Regions from separate parts of the Homo sapiens genome. Here region 2 is linked to region 1. The links are chromatin contacts, found by Hi-C or POLR2A ChIA-PET in ENCODE. All regions are on one chromosome and are shown on one strand. The core of a region is the stretch at or near the end of the contact, and the rest is flanking DNA. Distances in the headings are between cores, read along the strand shown. Region 1 holds the start of YBX3 (Y-box binding protein 3). Region 2 holds the start of WBP11 (WW domain binding protein 11).

Region 1 (3,771 bases), core at 55-2,554:
TTGGAAGAATTTGGTCTGTTTTCATTTTGTAAACATTCACTATGTCCAAACTCTGTGCTACGTACTGTACTAACCAGTGGAGATACAAAGATGAATTACACTTGATAGTTACCCTACTGATGTTAAGGTAGACATCGACATTACAGACATATTCCTGGAAAAAAATTTGGTAAATTGTTTGAGGGAACAGGCAATAACTTAAAAAACAAACAAAACAAAGGAGCTTTAGGTGGACCGGACACTGGAGTGACACATGATAATCTCATCTACTTTTCATGTCACCTTTGAGAACCTCTCATAAAGCAGGAAACCGACTCTGGGACATTGAATCTCTGTCCCAAGTTAACCTGGTTAATAAAAAACAAAGCCAGAATTTATACCTAGTCTGTCTGAACCCTAGGGGCCAAATAGTCCTGTATTCCAGACAGTCTTTGGGTACAGATCCCAGACCCTCTGGCCCTGTGTTTACTACCATCCAGCCCATTCTCAAAGGGCATGTGGGCTCTTCAACTTGGGAATAATGTTTATTGGGTGATCTGTTTCTCTATACCTCTCATCCTCGAGGCTAAGAGGGCTCAGTTCCTTAAGCTTTCACCAGCTGGCAGAGGCAACTGGAGCAGAAGGTAGGAAGTGGATTTATTCAGCTTTTTTTGTGTGTGTTCCTTATTAAATATATATTGACAGCTCCTTATTTGTTGCGGTTAAATTGGTGTAAACTCTGAATTTACATTAAATCTGTGAGGTCAATTTCCTCATCTGCGTGTTACAGATGAAATTATCCGTATATTACCTTTCAGGAGTAAGTTGCCAAATAGTCTTAAGGTTTTATTATTCCAGGTCTTAACAGCTGTGCTACGAATAGCTGCTGGTGCTTGATACATGTTGAATGACTGACTAGATGCAAAGGATTTAAAAACAAGTGTTTGAGAGGGTAAAGCGCAGAGTAGTTTGGGTGCCCTATTTTACCTCTCCTTGTCAGCTGCGGGTGTCAAGACGGGTTGAGGGAGGAGAGCCAATGCACCCCGCTCCAACAAAGGGTCAGCAGCGCGGGCTCCTCGGAACGCTCCAGAAGACAACCCGGGCGCCCCGTTCACCCTGGCTTTCCTTGGTTCTGCAACGCGACCCGCGCGCTCGCGTCCCGGCGGATTGGAGCCATAGAAAGCGCACCGGGCGCCTTTAAATGCTAATGAGAGTCCAGGGCCCGACTCCCGAGCCAAGTTTCCCCACCCTCTCCCCTCGCCCGCCCTTCCCTCCCGGGCCGGTGCGCCGCCTAGAAAAACTTGTGCGGGGCCATTTTTGGGGCAGTAAGATCGAGCGAGGAGCCCAAGAGAGAGCGCGCAGCACGAAGCTCGAGCCGCCTCCGCCGCGCGACCCCACCTCGGCCGCCGCCGCCTGCGCCGCGAGATCCGCCCCGGCCTCCCCGAGAGCGAGCCCCGGCCGCCGCGACCACCAGCCGCGCTAACCGCCGACCAACCGCCACCGAGGCGCCTGAGCGAGAGCAGAGGAGGAGGAGGCATGAGTGAGGCGGGCGAGGCCACCACCACCACCACCACCACCCTCCCGCAGGCTCCGACGGAGGCGGCCGCCGCGGCTCCCCAGGACCCCGCGCCCAAGAGCCCGGTGGGCAGCGGTGCGCCCCAGGCCGCGGCCCCGGCGCCCGCCGCCCACGTCGCAGGAAACCCCGGTGGGGACGCGGCCCCCGCAGCCACGGGCACCGCGGCCGCCGCCTCTTTAGCCACCGCCGCCGGCAGCGAAGACGCGGAGAAAAAAGTTCTCGGTGAGTCAGGCCAGGGAGGGCAGGGGCTGCCGTAGTGGGGCGGGCCCAGCCGGCCGCGGAGCACGTGTGGGCAGCTCGCGCTACATCTCCCACCCGGGCTGGAGACGCTGACAGCACAGGGTCCCCAGGGATCTCCGGGTCCCCAGGGGTCTCCGGGTCCCCAGCGCTGGCCGCCTCCCTTGCCGGCGCTCCCAGGTGAGCGCGCTGCGCCCTGCGCTCCTGGCGGCCGTGTGCATCTCCCTTCTGGTTCCGGGCCAGAAAGTTTAGGTCTTAACTTCTGTCTCCCAGACGGGCACTGTTGCGGATTCGCGTGGTGGAAAATGCCTGCGTTTGGAGAAGAAAGGAGAGGCAGTCTGGGAGAGGGGACCTTGGGTAGGGATGGATGTAGGGGAAGGACCGACACGTGGGCCTGGCGCTTTGGGGTCCTTGCTTGGGATCTGGGAAAGGAGAGCATTTCCTTTGGGGAAGAGGAGGGCGCTAGAAGGAGACGGGGAGGGAAAGATAGAAAAGCTTCTTGCCAGGAAGGGTCAGGTGTCTGTCCCTGACGCCCTTCCCACATGGGCATGGGAAAGACGCCATGCTCCTGTTGGCCACATGCCAGCAAAGAGATGTTGCAATCGTCTCCGGGAAACTTGGGTCTTAGTCCCACGTCTTCCTCCCCCTCTCTGTGCCCACGGCTGCAAACAGCCATTCAGTGTCCACCAATGGCTACACGCTTCCCTCTTCCCGGACTGTGGGAACGCACGTGGTGTAGCAGCTGAAAAAACTTTGTCGGAAGTGGGGGTATGACGTTAGTTCAAAACATTGTTACCTTGGCACTTGTAACGTAGGAAGGGAAACAGGAAGATGAAATGTTGAGATTTGGGGGGGCAGTGGATGGAAAGGGTTTCTGTGATGGTTGTTGGTTTAGTCACATAACAAGCGTTCTTTTCGTAAGTAACGCCCCTGTGTGAGTTCTTAAACGCTTGCAAAGCAGGTGGGTGGTGAATAACCTCCCTAAAGGGTGTGTGTCCATATCGTTCGCTCTTATAAACAGGAACGTTAACAGATGGTGTAGGATGCTTCGGAGACCTCTTCACTATTTGGGGTGGGGCATGTTTGTCTCATCTCTCTGAGCCCTACTTCCCCTTTGGGAAGAAAGTTGAGGGAGCAATGTGAGAGAAGTGTATTCAATATTCCCCACCTTGAGAGGACTATTTTCTTGTTTTTTTTTTCTAGGGCTTTTACTAAGTCCCTACCAAACAACATGCTAATTGTAACCTGTGTAGGTTAAGAAACAAAATAGGCCTGATTTTGCTGGACTAAAAGTTGCTTAAATCTAGTCAGTAGTACATTGTGATGTTGTTTCTAGCAAATATTTCTTGGAACACTTTCTGCCAGATGTCTGAGAGAGAAAACCTTGTGTTCTCCAAAGCAGTGTTAGGATAACATTGTTAATGATACCTTATTTTGTAGAAAGCTTTTGCGGTTTTTCACTTAATCCTGTACTGTTCTGAGATTGGGAAAGCAGATACTATCTTTAAAGATGAAGGAAACAGATAAATGAAGGTTAATTTCCTCAAGCAACTGCCTCTGCAGATCCCTGGTGATGAGTCTGATGCCTTTTATCTTTCCACTCTTACTGCGTCTCTCTAAAAATGAAGGACAGCCCTTTCTACGTGACACCTCAACACTGTTTGTCTCTGTCTAGTGTGTCCTGCCATCCCCTTTCCTTTGCCAAGCAAACACATAGATGCCTAAGATGTACTAGGCACAATGCTGACTAAAATGGATATGTTCTAGTATTTGCAAATGGGCCTTCACTTGAGTTTATAAGCACATAGGCCAGGAAAAATAGTTTTCATGAGTGCAAAAAAATTTTCCTTCTGATAAATGTTATGGAAATCTATGGTCTTCCTCCCCAACCCTTCCCCTTAGTGTATATGAAGTGGGTTTATGGTTTAAAGCAAGACGTGGGAATGAATTTGATCATAAGAAGTCCTTGGAGAAGTATT
Region 2 (3,605 bases), core at 425-2,924, 4.1 Mb before region 1:
AAGAATATAATTTCATTTTCAACACTAGCAAAAAGGAGGCAGCTGCCTTTGCTACATGACGCATTAGGTGGGCCATTTCACTAATTACCTGATTTTAGAAAACGCCAAAGGCTATGGAAGCCTATTAATGGTTCCGCTGAATCTCTGCAGATGTGTTTGTTTTCTAAATCCTTTGCCAACCAATAATTCCCATGAGGACTCTTTTAGTCTATACTGACAAAATTATTAATATGCTGTTGATGCCAGACTGTGTTTGTTATAGTTGATTCTCCCATCCAAGTACAAGAAATGTATTGAAATAAAAACTGCTCAGCATATCTTAAAAATAGTAGCTACATATAAAATTTTAGCTACATGAAAGACTTTAATATTTCCAACATACACTGTTTTCTCTTTCTCTTCTTGCATTGTTTTTCAAAACGAGTTGCAAAACTATGATCACTAATGTGTTAGGAAAGAAAAAAAACTAGTTGCAAAACATTACAACTTAGCTCACCTTCGCAGTTCAAGATTATTTTCTTTTTTATGTACTACCTGGTTTATCAGCTTTAACCTACAATATCTCGTCATTGCTTTCTGACACTCAAATTCAGTCTAAAATCAAATCAAGAATTTCCTAACACAAAGGTAAGTTTAGGTATAGGACCGATCTTATACCTTCAAGGGCAGTTTAAAGATTCTGCTAAAAATTAGTATGTATCTCCATCAATATTTTGAAATATTTATAACTGGTGGTAAGAATAGCCTTCCTACATGGGATAGTCAGGTTAAGATTAGAAATAACCAAGCGTATCCTCTAAGATAGTTTTTTAAATGTTTAAACTTACCTTTAAGGGAAATAAGTGGGGGCTGACTCACGGAAAGAGGGGATAGAAGGTAGGGAAAGGGCGAAGGCTAGAGTTAAGTGAAGAATCCCGTACGTAGAGTGACATCATAGAGGACTTTTGGCTGGTGAAAAGACCAGTCGGGAATATAGCCAATATATATCAACCTTGCCACTCATATAACTTAAAACCGACTGCATATGTATCCCCGTATTTCTTCTTCAAAACACTACTAACAAATAATAAATCACCGCCCATATAAGCAATCTGCGACTCTAATACGGGTGCTAATTTATTTGTTCAGGTGGTCTACAAACGTTCTGTTCTGCCTGTCTATTAAATTTCCACACGTACTAGGCGCTCACATGGGATAACCTGATGCTTACAAAGCGGATTAAACTCAGTGGCAAATGTTATCTGGGTATTCGTTTACACACGGAGACACCCCTAAAGGATCGCACCTGCTTGGGTCATAAGAAACAGAAAAATGCAAAAACTAAGGTAATTCCAAAAGACAGAAAACGCAGAACGCTTCTTTATCTGCAGAATGTACCGTTCTCGGACGGCTCAACGTACCAGGCTCCCAGCAACTAAGTCAAGATGCCTCCAACTCGAGAGACAGGACCGTCAGCCACTCAGTTAGCAGCTATCTTCTTCTAATTCCTATTGTACTAGATGAGCGCAATGAGGCGGGCTCTTAGCCGACAACCAACCAATTGAGTATTGTATGGAACCGGAAGAGACTCTGGTCCTGGAATTCTTGGGTATTCTCTATGGTTCCAGGGTCAAGCGGCGCTAAGAGAAGGCGGGACAGAGGAATGGGAAATGACGTGAGGAGTGCGGAGGGGCGCGAGGTTTCAAGATGGCGGTAGCTGAGGGGTTGACCGAGAGACCCAGTTGAAGGCCTTTACGAAGTGAAAGAGGCCGGGAGTCGCCCCCTACCCGCTTCTCGTAGTCCTGGGAGCACAGCAGAAGTGTGAGTGTATTGAATTGATTTACTACTCTTCCTCACCTCTTTCGTCCCTTCCACGTCCCGCGCAGCGGCTTGGGGGACACCCAGCCCCTTTGCCCCGCTCCTCCTCTCCCTGGTTGAGGTCTCCCTGTTGCGGACTGGGCTATTCCTGGGCCTGGGGTGGCGCGGCGACCAGTGGTTGCGCGGTTGGCATCGCCCGGGTCGGTTGGGGCCGCTTCTTACGCACGTTGATTAGTAGCCTTAGGTTTGACGTCTTGTACCTCGAGTCATGGTCGGTCAGCCGTCGCTATGGTTTCGTCAGTTGCTGGTGTTGCCTCCTTTGGTGAACCTGGACCCTATCCCATTGAAGCTTCTTTGGCTGTTTAGAGTTATCCAACGCTTATTTGGCTTGATTTTCCAGTCGCCTCCGCTTGTAGACAAAAAACTAATCTGCAGACTTAAGCTCCAGTGTCTTCCGTAAAATTCTCTGTAATTCGTATCCGTTGTGTTTCATTTGTGGGGGAGGAGATTCAGAACATGAGCCTGAGGAAACTTGAGAAAGGAAAGCACAAAAAACGCAGGCAATCAAAGATGGGAGAGCTTGTATATGTACTGATTTTGCTTGTTTTCCTCCTTCCCTACCTCCTACTCCCTGCTGCTCTCCCACCCCCCTAACCCCCCCATCCCCAGTTTTTCTTAGAAGGAAACCACTTGACAGGGTGTATGGTAGCTAGGCCAGGAATATGGATCCATTATAAAGATTTTAGTTAAGTAGTGAGTCAAACATCACAGGATATTTTATTTGTAATCTCATTGTATCATCAGAGCTTTGTTATAAAGTAATTGATGTCCCCATTTTTTAGATGAGGAAGCTAAAAATCAGAGCCTTTGATACCGCTGTCTTGAAGTAATTGCCACCAGAACAGCTGTGAAACATCTGGCTTTCTGAAACATCTGGCTTTCGGGGCAGTTGGACACTTGGTGAAAGAGACATTAACTGTAATAAACTGGGCTGACAAAATCTTCCCTTTCTTACCTTTAAAAAGTGTCTACTTGCAAAAGGAAGCAAATTTGTCCGCCTTTATTACTGGAAAGACTGCGCTTCAAAAAATTAAGCCCCATTATTTTGGAATAAGAGGAAGAAGTCATGTAATAGGGTACTGTGTTAATAAAAGTTTTAGCTTACAAAATATTTTTTCCTCAAACAAAAATAAGTATTCCCTTTAATTACCTTAAGAAATATATATTGGGAGTCAGGTCTTAGTAAGAAAAATATGTGTCTTAATATTTAAGTTTTGGGGAGCTCTCAGTATAGCACTAATTTCAAATATTTGCATTTTTAGTTGTGTTTTGAACTCTTGAGAGTCAAGCATTATATCTGAACTAGAACTGAATCTGAATTAAATATGCTTAAATTAATGAGTTTTTAGTGTCTTAGAAGTATTGAGAATGTACAGCATACATGCCAAGAAAAACCATGGAGAGAGGCAAAGGTGAGGTATGTGTTTTGAGCCTAGATCCATTACCCCCATTCCCTTCTTATTCTTCTTTTACAATTACATGTTAATAAAGGGAGGTTATAGAAGAAGGACTAATGAATTCTGATGTTCATGGTTTGTGCCATATCGTTAAAGCATTTTCTAGTTGTTTTTATCAGTTGACAAAGTCAGTGCTGTGATCCATAAGAAAAAAGCTAAACTGATGACTTGAGGATATTCAAAGTGGTCTTCACACTCATCACATTTCTGAAGAATGATAGAGATCTAAATTTTCATGGTCAAGAAAGGTGATGCCATCTTTCTTGGACATTAAAGTCAAAACTAAGGAAA

Evidence for each region. Hi-C counts contacts between places; a loop is a spot of excess contacts on that map. ChIA-PET counts read pairs that join two places held with the same protein, here RNA polymerase II (POLR2A). Pooled maps may share reads with other maps.
Region 2: a loop to region 1 is called in a pooled map, with 6 times the contacts of the local background. The contact joins the promoter of WBP11 here to the promoter of YBX3 in region 1. A Hi-C loop is called at or near these places in 2 of 50 pooled maps. POLR2A ChIA-PET finds 5 or more read pairs at or near these places in 2 of 52 experiments (A673 and activated CD8-positive, alpha-beta memory T cell).

Annotation. Positions count from the first base shown.
Region 1 is chr12:10,720,856-10,724,626 of GRCh38, reverse strand. YBX3 (Y-box binding protein 3) reads left to right here and starts at 1,304. Exons shown (of 10, transcript NM_003651.5): 1 at 1,304-1,777. The coding sequence starts at 1,516. It overlaps LOC124902876, which reads right to left and starts at 1,575. Exons shown (of 2, transcript XM_047429946.1): 1 at 967-1,575. The coding sequence starts at 1,517. RefSeq lists silencers at 1,189-1,408, 1,429-1,528, 1,659-2,058.
Region 2 is chr12:14,801,547-14,805,151 of GRCh38, reverse strand. WBP11 (WW domain binding protein 11) reads left to right here and starts at 1,674. Exons shown (of 12, transcript NM_016312.3): 1 at 1,674-1,800. C12orf60 (chromosome 12 open reading frame 60) reads right to left here and starts at 1,482. Exons shown (of 2, transcript NM_175874.4): 1 at 1,401-1,482. It overlaps SMCO3 (single-pass membrane protein with coiled-coil domains 3), which reads left to right. Exons shown (of 2, transcript NM_001013698.2): 2 at 1-502. RefSeq lists an enhancer at 1,139-1,378.